Regions from separate parts of the Homo sapiens genome. Here regions 1 and 2 are each linked to region 3. Evidence: chromatin loops called from intact Hi-C (ENCODE). Cell type or tissue: Caco-2. All regions are shown on one strand. Each heading gives the region's core, and the rest is flanking DNA. Links, peaks and the distances in the headings are about the cores only.

Region 1 (5,870 bases), core at 337-5,336, 150 kb after region 3:
CAGAGCAAGACTCTGTCTCAAAACAAAAAAAAAAAAAAAAGAGATGGGTTCCATGGTCTTGGGCAGCTCTGCCCCTGTGGCTTTGCAGGATACAGCCTTCCTCTTGGCTGCTTTCATGGACTGGTATTGAGTGTCTGCTGGCACCTTTTCCAGGCACATGGTGCAAGGTGTCAGTGGATCTACCCTTCTGGAGTCAGGAGGACGGTGGCCTTCTTCTCACAGCTCCACTAGGTGGTACCCCAGTAGGGACTTTGTGTGGGGGCTTTGACCCCACATTTCCCTTCCACACTGCCCTAGCAGAGGTTCTCCATGAGGGCCCCACCCCTGCTGCAAAATTCTGCCTGGGCATCCAGGCATTTCCATACATCCACTGAAATCTAGGCGGAGGCTCCCAATCCCCAGTTCTTGACTTCTGTGCACCAGCAGGCTCAGCACCATGTGGAAGCTGCCAGGGTTGGGGCTTGCACCTTCTGAAGCTATGGCCCAAGCTCTGTGTTGGCCCCTTTCATCCATGGCTGGAGCAGCTGGGATGCAGGGTACCAAATCCCTAGGCTGCACATAGCACAGGGAGCCTGGGCCTGGCCCATGAAACCACTTTTTCCTTCTAGGCCTCTGGGCCTATAATGGGAGGGGCTGCCGTGAAGACCTCTGACATTCCCTGGGAGATATTTTCCCCCATTGTCTTGGGGATTAACATTAGGCTTCTCTTTACTTACGCAAATTTCTGTAGCTGGCTTGAATTCTTCCTCAGAAAATGGGGTTTTCTTTTCTATCGCATTGTCAGGCTGCAAATTTTTTGAACTTTTATACTCTCCTTGCCTTATAAAATGAAATGCCTTTAAGAACACCCAAGTCACCCTTGAATGCATTGCTGCTTAGAAATTTCTTCCACAAGATAACCTAAATCATCTCTCAAGTTCAGAGTTCCACAGATCTCTAGGGCAGGGGCAAAATGCTGCCCGTCTGCTAAAACATAACAAGAGTCACCTTTCTTCCAGTTCCCAACAAGTTCCTCATCTCCATCTGAGACCACCTCAGCCCGGACCTTACTGTTCATATCACTTTCAGCATTTTTGTCAAAGCCATTCAACAAGTCTCAGGAAATTCCAAACTTTCCCAAATTTTCCTGTCATCTTCTGACCCCTCCAAACTGTTCCAACCTCTGCCTGTTACCCAGTTCCAAAGTCACTTCCACATTCAGGTATCTTTTCAGCAGTGCCCCACTCTACTAGTACCAATTTACTGTATTAGTCGGTTTTCACACTGCTGATAAAGACATACCCAAGACTGGGCAATTTATACAGGAAAAAAGTTTAATAGACGTACAGTTCCACATGACTGGGGAAGTCACAACCATGGCAGCAGAAAGCAAGGAGGAGCAAGTCATGTCTTACATGGATGGTGGCAGGCAAAGAGAGAGCTTGTGCAGGGAAACTCCTATTTTTAAAACCATCAGATCTTGTGAGACTCATTCACTACCACAAGAACAGTGCAGGAAAGACTTGCCCCCATAATTCAATCACCTCCCACCAGGTTCCTCACACAACACGTGGGAACTGTCAGAGTTACAATTCAAGATGAGATTTTGGTGGGGACACAGCCAAACCATATCACCCCCACAGTACACTGATGTAATAATAATAAAACAGCGTCTTGGAGCACTTGAAATGTGAAACTTTTCCTCAGGACTTATTAGCTTTCTAAGGATGTGGAACCCTATATAGATGTGTAAATATATGGATGGATGGATATTTAACAATATGCATGAAGTATTGGTCATGAGGTTTTACTCAATCTCTAGGTGAATTGGTAATCAGATTACCCAAAGCCCCCACCCTCTTAACGCAACTAGGCTATCAAGTGTGGCCAGCTCCACCCTGCGTCGTTTTGCTATCATAAACTATCAGCTGTGGTGTCAGGGGCTGTGTTAGGCTGTTCTTGTGTTGTTGTAAAGAAGTACCTGAGACTGGATAATTTATAAAGAAAAGAAGTTTAATTGGCTTTTGGTTCTGCAGGCTATATTGGAAGCATGATGTGGGCATCTGCTCAGCTTCTGGGGAGGAGGCCTCAGGGAACTTTTACACGTGGTGGAAGGTAAAGCAGGAGCAGGCACGTCACATGGCAAAAGCAGGAGCAAGACAGAGAGTGGCGCAGGGAGGTGCCACATACTTTTAATCAACCAGACTTTATGAGAACTCACTGTTGTGAGCACATCACCAAGCCATGAGGTATCTGCCCCCATGACTCAAACACCTCCCATCAGGCTCCACCTCCAATACTGGGGATTACAATTGAACATGAGATTTAGAGGGGACAATATCCAAACTATATCAGGGGCCAACCATAAATAGGAAATTCCAATTCCTAGTTGCTTCCCAGGAGCAGGGTCAGAGGGAGACCAATTTCCTTATTACACAGTAGTCTCTGTGGAAGGATCTAAAATGCCTTTTTTGCTTTACGGAACTACAGTATACTATATATACTGTATTGGCTATACTGTGAATATAATTCTATAGCTAAGAACTCTGTCCTATTTATACTAACAATCTTACTCAGTTTATAATCACCTAACGTGGTCTAATTGCAATGTTTGAGACCAACACGATAATATATGATCTATTCTTAAAAAATAAAAGATTTCTAGATTTATCATTTATAAATTGTTCTGGTTTATTTTGATAAGTCTGTGGCTTTGAGACTTAGTTTTATGTGAAAAGTTTTTATTTAACTCAGTGATTCCCCTCTGGGACCAATTTTGCCCCCCAGGGGACATTTGGCAATATCTGAAGATAGTTTTGGTTGTCACAACTGGACAGGGATGCTGCTGACCTCTAGTGAGTAAAGACCAGTGATGCCGCCTGTTAAATCCTACAATGTGCTGGTCAGTTCCCCACAATGAAGAATTATCTAGCTTAAAACGTCAGAAGTGCCAATGTTTAGAAACTGATTTAACAGTTATTTTCTCATTATGCAGTTACTACTTACTTTACATTCGATATACAGTCATGTGTTGCTTAACATCATTAACTGTACTTAGATGGTATGTAGCCTACTTAAACTCCTAGGCTATATGTATGGTATATCCTATTCCTCCTAGGCTTTAATCTTGTATATCATGTTACTGTATTGAATACCGTAGCAGTTATAACACAATGGTATTTGTGTATTTAAACCTTACCAAACATAGAAAATATACAGTAAAAATACAGTAAATACAGTATAAAAGCTGTGTTATAATCTTATGGGATCCACATCTTATAAGTGGCCTGTCATTGGCAGAAATGTCATTATATGGTGCATGACCATATGCTCCAGCTTTTTAAAAGACTTTAAATTTTAGGATTTAAATAAATTTATGTGGAAATGAGAAAGAGGAATCACTTATAATCCCACATGGTTGTGAGTGAAATACAGTAAGAAACCCCACATATATATACGCAACCACACCAAACACAAAACAAAATAAACAAAAGTAAGTAGAAGAACATAAGATAGTATGTTTGTCCCAATTCGAATAGGTTTTTAACTATTAGAGGAAAAAAGAATAAGCCGTTATTTGTTAAAATAAGTTGACATTTTGAATTGAAAAGAATTTGTTTCCATATATGCAGAGAAAAGCTTTTTAATTAGATACTGTAAGGAACTGACTTGAATTTATAAAGACTATACAAATTAAAATGATTGATTAAGCAATTTGGCTGGGCACGTTGGCTCACGCCTGTAATCCCAGCCATTTGGGAAGCCAAAGTGGGTGGATCACTTGAGGTCAGGAGTTAGAGACCAGCCTGGCCAACATAGCAAAACCCCCTCCCTAGTAAAAATACAAAAATTAGCTGGGAGTGATGGTGCATGCCTATAGTCCCAGCTACTTGGGAGGCTGAGGCACGAGAATCGCTTCAGTCCAGGAGGCAGAGGTTGTTGTGGGCCGAGATTGTGCCACTGCACTCCAGCCTGGATGACAGAGTGAGACTCTTATCTCAAAAAAAAAAAAAAAAAAAAAAGATTGCTGAGGCAGTTTATATAAGAGGAAACGTAAGTAAACCATTGAAAAATTATTCTACTTCATATGAGACATATACACGTCTATTGAATGATGAATGGAAAAAAAAACATCTCTGGGTATACTAAACTAAAACAAATAAATGAAACTGATAAAACTTTATTGGTTGAACTTTGTGAATATTAATATATACATTTTTGATGACATTAGCTGGTTTTGGGGGGTGAAAAAAATGTAACCAGAACCTTAAAACTAATAGTTTTTTTTTTTTTAATTTCAACTTTTATTGTAAACTCAGGGTACATGTGCAGGTTTGTTACATTTTTATATTGCATGATGCTGAGGTTCAGGGTGTGATTATCCCACCATCCAGGTGGTCAGCATAGTACCCAACAGGTAGGTTTTCAGCCCTTATTCCCCTTCCTCCCATCCTCCTTTTGGGGTCTCCAGTGTCTGTTGTTCCCTTTTTTGTCTCCATGCGTACCCAACATTTAGCTCCCACTTGTAAGTCAGAACATGCAGTACTGCAGCCTCACCAGCATCTGTATTTTGACTTTTTAATAATAGCCATTCTAACTAATGTATCTGAGATGGTATCTCACTGTGGTTTCGATTTACATTTCTCTGATGATTAATGATGATTAGTGTATTGAGCATTGTTTCATATGCTTGTTGGCTGCACATATGTCTTCTTTTGAGAAGTGTGTGTTCATGTCCTTTGCCCACTTTTTAATGGTGTTTGGTTTTTGCTTGTTGACTTTTGTTCAAGTTCCTTATAGATTCTGGATATTAGACCTTTGTCAGATGAATAATTTGTGAGTATTTTCTCCCATTGTGTAGGATGTCTGTTGACTCTGTTGATAGTTTATTTTGCTGTATAGAAGCTCTCCAATGAGGTCTCACTTGTCTATTTTTGTTTTTGTTGTGATTGCCGTTGAGGTCTTAGCCATAAATTCTTTGCTAAAGCCTATGTCCAGAATGGTATTTCCTAGCTTTTCTTCTAGGACTTTTATAGTTTGACTTCTTATATTTAAATATTTGTTCCATCTTGAGTTAATTTTTGTATATAGTAGAAGGTGTAGCCGGGCGTGGTGGCTCACACTTGTAATCCCAGCATTTTGAGAGGCCGAGGTGGGCGGATCACGAGGTCAGGAGTTCGAGACCAGCCTGGCCAACATAGTGAAACCCCATCTCTACTAAAAATACAAAACTTAGCTGGGCGTGGTGGTGCGCGCCTGTAATCCCAGCTACTCAGGAGGCTGAGGCAGGAGAATTGCTTGAACCCGGGAGGCAGAGGTTGCAGTGAGCTGAGATCATGCCATTGCACTCCAGCCTGGGTGACAGAGCTAGACTCCGTCTCAAAAAAAAAAAAAAGGAAGGTGTAGGGGTCCAGTTTCATTCTTCTAAATATGACTAGCCAGTCATCCAGGCACCATTCATTGAATAGGGTGTCCTTTCCCCATTGCTTGTGATTGTTGAATTTGTCAAAGATCAGATAGTTATAGGTGTGCGATTTTATTTCTGGGTTCTCTATTCTGTTCCATTGATCTATGTCTCTGTTTTTGTATCAGTACCATGCCATTTTGGTTCCTTATAGTATAGTTATGTAATGTCTCCAGCTTTGTTCTTTTTTCTTAGAGTTGCTTTGGCTATTCAGGCTTTTGGGTTTCATATGAATTTTTAAATATTTTAAAATTTTTTTCTAATTTTGTGCAAAATGATGTTTGTAGTTTGATAGGAATGACATTGAGTCTGTATATTGTTTTCAGCAGTGTGGACTTTTTTTTTTTTTTTTTGAAACAGAGTCTTGTTCTGTTGCCCAGGCTGGAATACAGTGGTGTTAGCTCACTACAACCTCCGTCTCCCGAGT
Region 2 (5,870 bases), core at 482-5,481, 74 kb after region 3:
GAGCCAGAAGGCCATGGTGAGCCTGACTCCCCCTGCCCCACCTTTGCTGCCTCCCTCTGTGGTCCCTCCCAGACCCCCTTCTGCTCTTGGGTTCCTGGCCTTCTGATTTCTCTGGTCCCTCACCCCTTCCCTGGGAGCCAGTGGTCAGACACCATTTCACCTGTGACTAACAGGTGCATCCTCTGAGGCCCCCCAAGGCAAGGCCTGCTCTCCACCTCCCTGCCCCGTTCATCCTGTGTATCCCCCATAAGAATGCGTACCTCTTGCCTGCAGGTGGCATTTTTCAACTCAGCTGTAGCTAGTGCCGAGGAGGAGCAGGCACGGCTATGTGGGCAGCTGAAGGAGTGCACTGCCAGCGCCTGGCTCATCTGTTGGCCTCGGCCCAGAAGGAACCTGAGGCAGCAGCCCCAGCCCCAAGAACTGGGGGTGATCCCATGTGTGGGGAGACCCACCAGGCCCTGCAGGGGGCCATGGAGAAGCTGTGGGTGAGTCTTTCCTGGCATGGGCCAAGAAGGGTTGGGGCAGGAAGGTCGCTGCCTTAATGTGACCCCATTATTTTGGCTCCAGAGCCGCTTTATGGAGCTCATGCAGGAGAGAAGGTGGACTTGAAGGAGAGGGTTGAGGAACTGGAACATTGCTGCATCTAGCTGTCTGGAGAGAGACAGACACCATCGGGGAGTGGGAAGCCAGGGCACGGCAAAGAGAGCTGCACATTGGTCAGAGGGGCCCCAGCGTCTGAGTCCTGTCCTCCTGCAGGAGAGTACATCGCACTGTACCAGAGCCAGAGGGCAGTGCGGAAGGAGGAGGAGTGCATCAGCAGGCTGGCCCAGGACAAGGGAGAGGTGAAGGTAGGGCGTGGAACATCTCTGTAGGGGTGGAGGGTGGAGGGTAGAGGGGGTGGGGTTGGGGATGGTCTCAGACACAGGCAGAGCAGCTGAGCACCCCTCCCTCCAGGTGAAGCTGCTGGAGCTGGCGTGGCTTGTGGACGACTGCAACAAGTGGCATAGCAGATTCCTGGCAGCTGCCCAGAACCCTGCTGATGAGCCCACTCCAGGGGCCCCCGCCCCCCAGTAGCTTGGGGCTACTGACAAGCCAGGGTAGTGAGTAGAGTCCTCAGGCACAGTGGGCACGCAGGAGCAGGGGAGGGCTCCCACAGCACCCTGCCTCCCTCTCTCCAAAGATCTTTGTGAGGTGAGCCTTGCCAGCAGTGGGGAGTCTGCACAAGGAGAGGCGGGGAAGCATTCTCCCTGTGACAACCCCACTGAGCAGCAGATCATGCAACTGCTTCATGAGATGCAGAACCTCCAGGAGCACCCAGGCTTGGGCAGCAGCCCTTGCATTCCTTTTTTGTACCAGACTGATGAGAACAATGAGGTGAAGATCACCATCATCTAAAAGCCGGCCACTGTCAGCAAAACCTGGGGAAGTGGGGCTGGAGGCTCTGCCCCTACCATGTCCCTACCACCCCTTCCCAGTCAACCCTTTACCCTCACAGTAGCAAGCATAAGACCCCTGTCTAATGTGGGGAGACAGGTGGAGATGAGGTGAAGATCACCATAATCTAAAAGGCCACTAAATAAAAAAATAAAAAATTTTAAAAAGGTATGGGATTTTAAAAAAAATGTATGGGATTATAAAAAGTTATAGGATTAAAAATGTTATGGGATAAAAGTTATGGTATAAAAGTTATGAGAAGTTATGAAGCCAGACATGGTGGCTCACGCCTATAATCCCAGCACTTTGGGAGGCTGAGGTGGGTGGATCACCTGAGGTCTGGAGTTTGAGAGCAGTCTGACCAACACGGAGAAACCCCGTCTCTACTAAAAATACAAAATTAGCCAGGCGTGGTGGTGCATGCCTCTAATCCCAGCTACTGGGGAGGCTGAAGCAGGAGAATTGCTTGAACCAGGGAGGCAGAGGTTGCAGTGGGCCGAGATTGTGCCATTGCACTCCAGCCTGGGCAACAAGAGTGAAACTGTCTCAAAAAAAAAGTTATGAAAAGTATAAAAAAGGATAAAAGTGTGAATAAAATAAAAGCGGGCAGCTGTCAGCAAAGCCTGGAGAAGTGTGGGGCCAGAGGCTCCGTCCCCATCATGTCCCAGCCACCCCTTCCCAGTCACCCCTTTACCCTCACAATAGCAAAATAAGACCCGTGTCTAATCAGGGGGAGGCAAACATGCAGACCCTTTGCCACCTTGGCCAGAGCTGACTCCTTAAATTTCTGGACGATGATTATTGTTTTAAGAGTCAGAGGCTTATAGAATTGGCTTGTTTGGAGGAGGCCTAATGGCCTCCTTAACTCTCACCAAAGCAATTTTTTCCTCAGGGGGGCTCCCATCTTCTTACTCAGAGAGGCGGCTGAGGCAGGACAATGGGGCTAATGTAGACCAGGTGAGGGCACAGGCTCTGGAGTGGCCCCCCTTAGTGTACATACTATATCCGTGTAACATTTTGTATATTCCAGTGGTAGGGCCACCTCCTGTGTCATACATAGCAGAGGTTGGAGCTGGCATATGGGTAGGAAGTTCTGATAGTTATTTGGGGCTGGAAAACTTATTTATTGATAGCATAGGCCAGGGGAAGGGGCAGAGATGGGGTCGTGGCACTGTGGTGATGCGACTCCTGTTTATTTTGCTTTTTATTTTGGAATGTATTTAGCCATATACTGCTTGGCCTGGTGTATTCCTGTTTCCCTCACTGGGTCATGGAGTTTGTGCCACTGAACAGGGAGCCCCAAAGTGAGCATGTCCAGCTGGGGTATTGGGGACCTTCCAGGCCTGTTACCTGTATGCTGCCTGGTAACACCTGGGGAATTCCACAGGAACTGCCATGGCACCTATGGGTGACCATGGGGCCTGGACGGCTAACAGGCTCGGAAGCCTGATCTAGCAGTGGCAAGTAAGGCAGGTGCCAGCATCCAAGGTCACTGACTTCCATCCAGCCCAGTTGTCTTCCATTTTGTTCTCCTGCCTCCCTCGCCTGTCTGCACCTGGTGGCCTGTTCTGTCTGTCCCTCTAGATTGCCAGCTGCCCCACAGGCTTCCTCCAATCTGAGTTCATGGCCCTGCCCCCTAGTGGCCAGAGCCGGCTTCACAGGATGAGAGCCTGCTAAGCTCCGGAGGCTTTCCAGGAAGCGTCCCTTGGAAAGGATGTGGCCTTTTTACCACTCCCAATAGCACCCTGGTAATGGGTTGACCCTTCCCCTCCCCTGAGCTCCACAGAGAACGCAACCAGCAGAGGACACATTCCCCGTCACTTAGAAATGGGTTTTATTCCCAGCCAAGGGACAGCAGGACTGGTAGAGACTGTCGGGCCACACAGCTGTCTGCACAGCACCCCCAAGCTTGTCGGGCGGCAGGAGGGATGGTGGGGACTGGCTGTCCACAGGCCAGGCATGACAGGGAGGCTCACTGGAGGTGATGGACTTTGGATGGGGATTGTTGGGGGACAGTGTTCTCTTGTAGTTGGGTCACAAGACTCCACAAGGACAGCACGGTGACTGATTCCCAGCGCTAGAGGCGAGGCAGTCGGCCATGTGTAGGAGTGTATACATATATGTACACACACACACACGTATATATACACATATGTGTGTATGTATATATATGCATATATATACATATATGTGTGTGTGTATATGTATATATATATGAGTATTTATAGAACAGGGCAGGGGTGTACCACAGAGGGGGCACAAGTTTTCACCAAAGGTTATGCCTGGATGTGTCAGCTCACCACTACAACAGACCATCACAGATGAAGGGGGCTGGTTTTGGGGCTAGGGGAGCCACTGTCAAGTCACAGAACAGTCGTCCAGGCAGGCTTGGAAAGGAAGGTCTCTGAGAAGAGGAGGGATCTGTTTAGAGGTAGAAGAGGGCCCTGGGGCTCTCAGGATGGGATGGATTTGCCTGACCCCATTGGCTGGCAGTTGGAGAGAAAGCAGAGAGAAAACGGGAGAGAGAAAAGTGAGGAGAGAGCTGGTAAGGCAAGCGCAACGCACTGCAGCAGTGGTGGGAGGGCCAGGGAGGGGAGGACACAAGTGTGGATGTGGCAAGATTCCTGGAAAAGAGGGGCTAAAAGGGAAAGGGGAGGAAGATGGAGGAGCCGGAGCTTCACAGGTAATGCCTGGGGGCTGCGGCGGCCCTCCCCACCCCACACATGCTGGCCTGTCACACGGCATCTAGGCAGTGCACCCACAGTTCAGACCGAAACTCAGCCCCCTCGGGCTTCCCACTTGTCACCCTGTCTTCCAACCCACTGGCCCAGGGCCACCCCTCGCTTTGGGGAGCCCTACACAACAGCCACCAGGCCTGACAGACAAAGAACATTGCTTGAACCAAGAGGATGAAGCTAAAAGGGATGCATGGCTGGAGGGAGTGCCCAAGTCCCCCCTGGGTGGTCAGAAAGCCCAGGACCCTGGGGGAAGCAGGGAGTGCAGGCAGCCAGATGCCAGTGGCCATAGATTTACAAGTCTAAGAGGGGAGCCTCAGCTGGTTGGGGGGCTACAGGTCGCATAGATGAGGCTGGGCCCTTCCTGCCAGGAAAAGAAGAGCGAGAGTCAGTGGTGGGGGAAGCCTGGCTGGAGCTCAGCCAAGCCAGCAGGCACTGTCATCCCCTTGGCTGAATAGCATAGGCGACCCCTAGGAGCAACAGGCCAAGGTGCCTGAGCCCACTGGCTGGCTATGGTCCTTCAGCTGGGGCCAGGGACACTGCCTTCAGTCACACGCTAGCAGGTATGACGGTACCCGGGAGGGAGGCAAGACCCCACACTAGCAGGTATGATGGTACCCGGGAGGGAGGCAAGACCCCATCTCTACTAAGAAAAAAAAAAAGACCGGGCTCTGTGGCTCACGCCTGTAATCCCAACACTTCGGGAGGCTGAGGCCGGTGGATCACCTGAGATCAGGAGTTCAAGACCAGCCTGGGCAACATGGTGAAACCCCATCTCTACTAAAAATACAAAAATTAGCTGGGCACGGTGGCACGTGCCTGTAATCCCAGCTACTTGGGAGGCCGAGGCAGGATAATCACTTGAACCTGGGAGGCGGAGGTTACAGTGAGCCGAGATCGCGCCACTGCACTCCAGCCTGGGCGACAAGGGTGAAACTCTGTCTCAAAATTTAAAAAAATTAATAAATCTTTAAAAATCAGCCAGGTGTGGTGGTGCACACCTGTGGTTCCAGCTACTTAGGAGGCTGAGGTGGGAGGATTGCTTGAGCCCAGGAGGTTGAGGCTGCAGTGAGCCATGATTGTGCCACTGCACTCCAGCCTGGGCAACAGAGCAAGACCATGCCTAAAAATAAATAAAAAATAATTTAAAAAATTGAGAAAGATGGGAGGAGGGTGATTGCATCTTGATTTTCTCTAAACTTTAATTGAAATTGAGCTTTTCCTTCCATGGCGAATGTTGCTAGGAACAAACCTCATTAGTGTTAGCAGCACCTGTTACTTTGTTACCAACAGAAATCACAGATATTTTCATATTACACTGCAGCTGTTGCAGACATCTCGGGATAGCATTTTTGCTCATCATTACCTCAAAATTATAGTAATTAGACCTAACTTTGGATCTTGTTATTTAATGTGCCAATAAAGCATATCATGTAATATCACAAATATTTTCATAAACTTTATTTTGATATAATTTATTTCCATTGCTCTCTGTATTTTATTTTGTGCACTTAAAAAAAAAAATCTATTCTGAGCAGTCCATGGGCTTCCTCAGATACCAAAGAAGGCCACGGCACAAAAAGGCTAAGGATGCTGGGGTCTAACCCAGAGTAGGTTTGCTGACAAAGTGAGGTACTGGAAGCATTCAGATGCAAAGAAATGTGTTTCTGTGATTTTCCATGAGGCACTCTCTCTCCACCT
Region 3 (5,870 bases), core at 513-5,512:
AAATATGAAACCACTTAACCTTTTGTCAGAAAGAATATGATACTTCGAAAGTTAAAAATGAATATATGAGACATTTTCCTAATAATTCTTTTTTTTTTTCTGAGGCAGGATCTCTCTCTGACACCCATGCTGGAGTGCAGTTGTGTGATCTCAGCTCACTGCAACCTCTGCCTCTCAGGTTCAAGCGACTCTCCCGCCTCAGCCTCCTGAGTAGCTGGTACTACAAGCGTGACCCACCACACCTGCCTAAATTTTGTATTTTTAGTAGCAATAGGGTTTCACCATTTTCCTAATTCTTAAAGTGCAAGTTCAGAGTAAAACTAGGTGCTTTAAAGATGGCTCAAGGATGCTAAATACTAACCATTAAATTAGCAACAAAAAGTTAATAAAACATTAAAATTGACAAAGATATTTTGATAAAGTTATTCCTTTGTTTTATTTGTTGTGTGTTTTATTGTAAGATTGTCACTAGGGGCCAGACATGGTGGCTCACACCTGTAATACCAGCACTTTGGGAGTCTGAGGCAGGCAGATTGCTCGAGCCCAGGAGTTGGAGACCAGCCTGGGCAACATGGCAAAACCCCATCTCTACAAAAAATTTGCCAGGCGTGGTGGTGGACACCTGTAGTCCCATCTACCCAGAAGGCTAAGGTGGGAAGATCACTTGCTGTGAGGAGTGATTGAGCCACTGCACTCTAGCCTGGATGACAGAATGTGACCCTGACACACACACACACACACACACACACACACACACACACACACACACACACACTCTAAAAAAATTTGCCGGGCACAGTGGCTCACACCGGTAATTACAGCACTTTGGGAGGCCAAGGCGGCTGGATCACTTGAGGTCAAGAATTCGAGACCAGCCTGGCCAACATGGTGAATCCCCGACTCTAATAAAAATACAAAAAAATTAGCCAGGTGTGGCGGGCGCCTGTATTCCCGTCTACTGGGGAGGCTAAAGCAGGCAGGTAGGATTGCTTGAACCCAGGAGGCAGAGGTTCCAGTGAGCGGAGATCGCACCACTGCGCTCCACTCTGGGCAACAGAGCGAGACTCATTCTCAAAAAAAAAAAAAGATTGTCACTAGAAACTATTTTAAGTTAGTTTAGGGCTTATACTTCAGAATAAAAGGGGTATAACTAGCAATTCAACTATTTTGAAGGCCGGGTGCCGTGGCTCACACCTGTAATCCCAGCACTTTGGGAGGCCGAGGTGGGCGGATCACCTGAGGTCGGGAGTTCGAGACCAGCCTGACCAACGTGGTGAAACCCCGTCTTGACTAAAAATACAAAAATTAGCCGGGCATGGTGACGCGTGCCTGTGATCTCAGTTACTCAGAAGGCTGAGGCAGGAGAATCACTTGAATCCAGGAGGCGGAGGTTGCAGTGAGCCAAGGTCGTGCCATTGCACTGCAGCCTGGGCAACAAGAGCGAAACTCTATCTCAAAAAAAAATTGAATAAATATATATTTAAATATATATTGAAAATGTGAGTGAACACAATTTGAAAAATGTTTTGTGTTAATAAGATACACAAATTATAAAATTACACAATTCAGTATTTCAATTGCTAACTCTTTAGTGCTTCTATAATTATTCAAATTAATTTTCCTGATTTATTTTTTTCCTACTGTGTTTTTGTTTGTTTTTTAGAGACAAGGTCTTGCTCTGTCACACATGCTGGAGTGCAGTGGTATGATCATAGCTCACTACAGCCTCTAACTCCTGGGCTCAAGTGCTCCTCCTGCCTCTGCCTCCCAAAGTGGTGGGATTACAGGCGTAAACCATCTTGCTGGGCCCCTACTGTTTTCTTGAATGCTTACCCTCCTTTCTTAGATTCATTGTCATCTTACTACAGTACTGTATCCTTAAGCAGTTCTTTCAGAAATTGTCTCAAGAGTGGCACTTTGAGTCCTTGTTTATCCAAAAGTTTCTATTTTGCCCCCAGGCGTTGAATACTGGTTTGACCAGGGACTGCAGCTCCTGTTGCTCAACATTTAGTGTAACTTCCTTATAGTGTGTCTTCCTAAACTTCAGAGAGTAGAAAGCTAAAAACCTCATTTTCCAGCTCCTTTGTAGCCAGTGTTCTGAGTATGATTTACATAAAACTGTTTTTTTTTTAAAATTATTACTATTTTTTGAGACGGAGTTTCTCTCGTCGCCCAGGCTGGAGTGCAATGGTGCAATCTTAGCTCACTGCCTCTGCTGGGATTACAAGCATGCACCACCACGCCTGGCTAATTTTTTGTACTTTTAGTAGAGATGGGGTTTTGCTGTGTTAGCCAGGATGGTCTCGATCTCCTGACCTTGTGATCCACCCACTTCGGCCTCCCAAAGTGCTGAGATTACAAGCGTGAGCCACCGCGCCCGGCCAAAAAAAACATTTTTTTTTTAAGAGACGGTATCTCACTCTGTTGCCCAGGCTGGAGTACAGTGGTGCGATCTTAGCTCACTGCCACCTCGAACTTCTGGGCTCAAGCAATCCTCCTGCATCAGCCTCCTGAGAAACTGAGAGTAAGTAGCTCATAAAATTGACTCATGTCCTTAAGACCAGTCTGAGTCCAGTCCTGTATATGCCACTTCCACTTGATGGCAGCACATCCTGCTGAGCACACCTAATCCACAGTGCGGAGGAGAAATTATCTCAGGGAGACATCAGAGCAATATTTCTGGTGGTTCAACTTACATGAAGACATGAGTAGAGATGACAGTTAATGGTTTGACCAAAGGGTCAGAGATTTGACAACTACAAGGTAAGAAACCTAGGCCAGGAACAGTGGCGTAGGCCCATAATCTCAAAACTTTGGGAGGCCAAGGCAGGAGGATTGCTTGAGGCTAGGAGTCCAAGGCCAGCATGGGCAACATAGTGAGATTCCCTGTCTCTAAAAATAAAAATAAAAAAATTAGCCAGCGGTAGTGGTGCAAGCTTTTAGTCCCAGCTACTCTGGAGGCTGAGGTGAGAAGACCACTTGAGCCCAGGAGTTCCAGGCTGCAGTGAGCTAGGATCATGCCAGTGCACTCCAGCCTGAGCGACAGAGCAAGACCCCATCTCAAAAAGAAATAAAAATAAATTTTAAAAAAGAAAGAAAAAAAAAGAAACTTGGGAAGCAGAAGCTTTAGGGAAGTATGTGGACAAACTCAGAATAGGCCCCAAATGCAAGGATATTTGTTTCCTGTGTGAAAGCTTATCAAAAGCTTTCTTATCAAAAGCCGTCTTCTGTAGGTAAGGCTCTTAATATTTAGATGGACAGCATAGCATACACTGTGGACATTGATTAGCCTCTTTCCCCAGCCATCCAGTGCTAGCTCAGTTATGCTACATTCTGGGAAAATTCCCTCAGCTTCTTTCTAACTCAGATTTTCAGTCTTTTTTCTTTTCTCGTTTTCTTTCTTTCTTTTCTTTTTTTTTTTTTTTTTTTTTTTTTTTTTCAGAGTCTCTGTCACCCAGGCTGGAGTGCAGTGGTGTGATCCTGGCTTACTGCAACTTCCACCTCCTGGGTTCAAGCAATTCTCGTGCCTCAGCCTCCCGAGTAGCTGGGACTACAGGCATGCACTGCCCTGCCCAGCTAATTTTCGTATTTTTAGTATGGACGGGGTTTTACCATGTTGCCCAGGCTGGTCTTGAACTCCCAGGCTCAAGCCATCCACCTGTGTCAGTCTCCCAAAGTGCTGGGATTACATGGGTGAGCCACTGCACCTGGCCCAGATTTTCAGCACAGTACTAGTGTCCATTCTGCTGTTCAATCCATCTATTAAGCAAAAGTTTGTCTTTTTATTTTTAGTTTTAGTTTTTTTTTTTTTTTTTTTTGAGACAGGGTCTCACTCTGTCACCCAGGCTGGAGTGCAGTGGCACAATCTCGGCTCCCTGCCACCTCCGCCTCCTGGGTTGAAGCAATCCTCCTGCCTCAGCCTCCCAAGCAGGGATTACAGGTGTGCACCACCACATTGAGTTGGTTTTTGTATTTTTAGTAGAGAACGGGTTTCACTATGTTGGCCAGGCTGGTCTTGAACTCCTGACCTCAGGTGATCTGCCTGCCTTGGCCTCCCAAATTGCTGGGATTACAGGCGCCCGGCCCAAAAGCTATTTTTAATAACTTATTTTTAATTTCTAAGAACTATTTTTGTTATAGCAACCTGCTCTTTTTACAATAGATACAGTGACCCCATCAGTCCTTTAGAGGATATTAGTTTTTGTTTTTTCCTTTATTTTCTTCCCTTAGGGATTCATTCTTGTTAGATTTGGGGCCTCTCTGGTGATAAGTATCCCTCAAATATTTAATGCTTGGTTGTCTGCTCATTTTTTTTCATTTCTGAATTCCTGTTTACCCATGGGTGAATCCAAGTTTTTTTGTTTTTTTGGTTTTTGTTGTGTGTGTGTGACGGAGTTTCGCTCTTTTTGCCCAGGCTGGAGTGCAATGGCACGATCTCGGCTCACTGCAACCTCCGCCTCTCAAGTTCAAGTGATTCTCCTGCCTCAGCCTCCCAAGTAGCTGGGATTACAGGCACCTGCCACCACACCCGGCTAATTTTTTGTATTTTTAGTAGAGGCGGGGTTTCACCATGTTGGCTAGGCTGGTCTCGAACTCCTGACCTCAGGTGATCCACCCACGTCAGCCTCCCAAAGTGCTGGGATTACAGGTGTGAGCCACCATGCCTGGCCAATCCAAGTTCTAATTTGGTGTTTTGCCTCTGGTTGTTGGTGGGGGGTGAGAGGGAAACAAGAGGGAGATGTGCTGAGTTCCCTAGGGCCCTGCCCTGTCTGAATTCTTTCTAATGAGGTCCAAGCTCTTGGCTTTAATCAGAGTTCAGTGACACAACCCACTGCTCCGTTAAAATTTTTTTCTTACTTTGATGCCCTTAGGGGATATGAAATTATTTCAGGTTCTAGTCTTTCCTTTCCAACCTTTACACTTTAACCCCTTTTACTGCCCAGCCTCAATAACAAGACAGGGAATAGGGCACAGCTGTAGGTTTCAATCTTTTAGTGGCTAACCCATGATCTCCTTCTACTCTTTTTTTTAGACAAGATCTCACTATGTTGCCCAGGCTGAAATATAGTGGCTATTCACAGGTGAAGCTGTAGCACACTGCAGCCTCAAACTCCTAGGCTCAAGCAATTTTCCTACCTCAGCCTCTTGAGTAGCTGGGACTGCTGACACATGCCGCCATGCCCAGCCTTCTCCTACTCTCTGTATTTGTCCTGAGATTAAAATATCTCTGGAATTGTTCTTACCTCTTTGGTAGTTTTCTCCTGCCCTGATTTGGGATATGGGTTTTCTTGTTTCTCTAACAATCTAATCATATTTGTTTTCCATATTTTAGACACTTCTCCACATCAGTAGTACTCTTTTTGTTTACTAGAATTATGGATTTAATCTTACAAAAGATAACAGAATTTTGTCATGCACATAATATGGACTCTAATAAAATGAATACCCAGTGTCCAACATCTAGCTTGAGAAATACTATATCACAAATAGCATTGAAATGCACCCTGTGTATTCCTCCCTCATGTACCTCCCTCCCCCCTGCAGCGGACGTTTAATGTGACTTGGAACAGGTAGAGAAATAGGTGAACATGATCAGTTTGCTATGTTGAGGCAATCATTACTGAATTCAAAAATTCAAAAATGTTTTTCCACAACAATACATATCTTTAAAGTGTCACTCCAGTATTACTATTTAGAGCCAATTTTTTACGACCTATACTGTCTCCAGATAGAGCTAATATTAAAAGTGTTCTTTGAAATCAAACATATTAAAACAACATCTATATTTAGCAATAAAGTTTCAAAATTAGATAGGTGTTGAAATGGATGAAAGCTTTGATCCTAGTGATAACAGATTAGGGTTTATGTTC

The links. Hi-C counts contacts between places; a loop is a spot of excess contacts. Peaks named below come from ENCODE experiments on the same cell type or tissue, not always from the same donor. Only the 100,000 strongest peaks of a DNase experiment are listed, where the experiment ranks them.
Region 1: it touches region 3 in a loop (17-fold over the local background); 4 of 110 quality-filtered maps call a loop at or near these places.
Region 2: it touches region 3 in a loop (11-fold over the local background); 4 of 110 quality-filtered maps call a loop at or near these places.

What each region holds. Positions count from the first base shown.
Region 1 is chr12:100,074,520-100,080,389 of GRCh38, reverse strand. The region is part of intron 11 of BLTP3B (bridge-like lipid transfer protein family member 3B); the gene reads left to right. Among named protein-coding and RNA genes, the nearest start is that of BLTP3B, 65 kb to the left of the region's middle. In Caco-2, for the core only: no CTCF peak of the experiment used is centred there; no DNase peak of the experiment used is centred there.
Region 2 is chr12:100,152,143-100,158,012 of GRCh38, reverse strand. It overlaps the pseudogene DNM1P19 and the pseudogene GOLGA2P5. Among named protein-coding and RNA genes, the nearest start is that of BLTP3B-DT, 12 kb to the right of the region's middle. RefSeq lists enhancers at 1-755, 756-1,645, 2,810-2,869, 2,890-3,009, 4,465-4,966. In Caco-2, for the core only: a CTCF peak has its summit at 3,043 (motif pointing left); a DNase peak (open chromatin) is centred at 3,042.
Region 3 is chr12:100,226,176-100,232,045 of GRCh38, reverse strand. It overlaps a transcript of DEPDC4 not described here. Among named protein-coding and RNA genes, the nearest start is that of ACTR6, 28 kb to the right of the region's middle. In Caco-2, for the core only: no CTCF peak of the experiment used is centred there; DNase peaks (open chromatin) are centred at 1,955 and 2,615.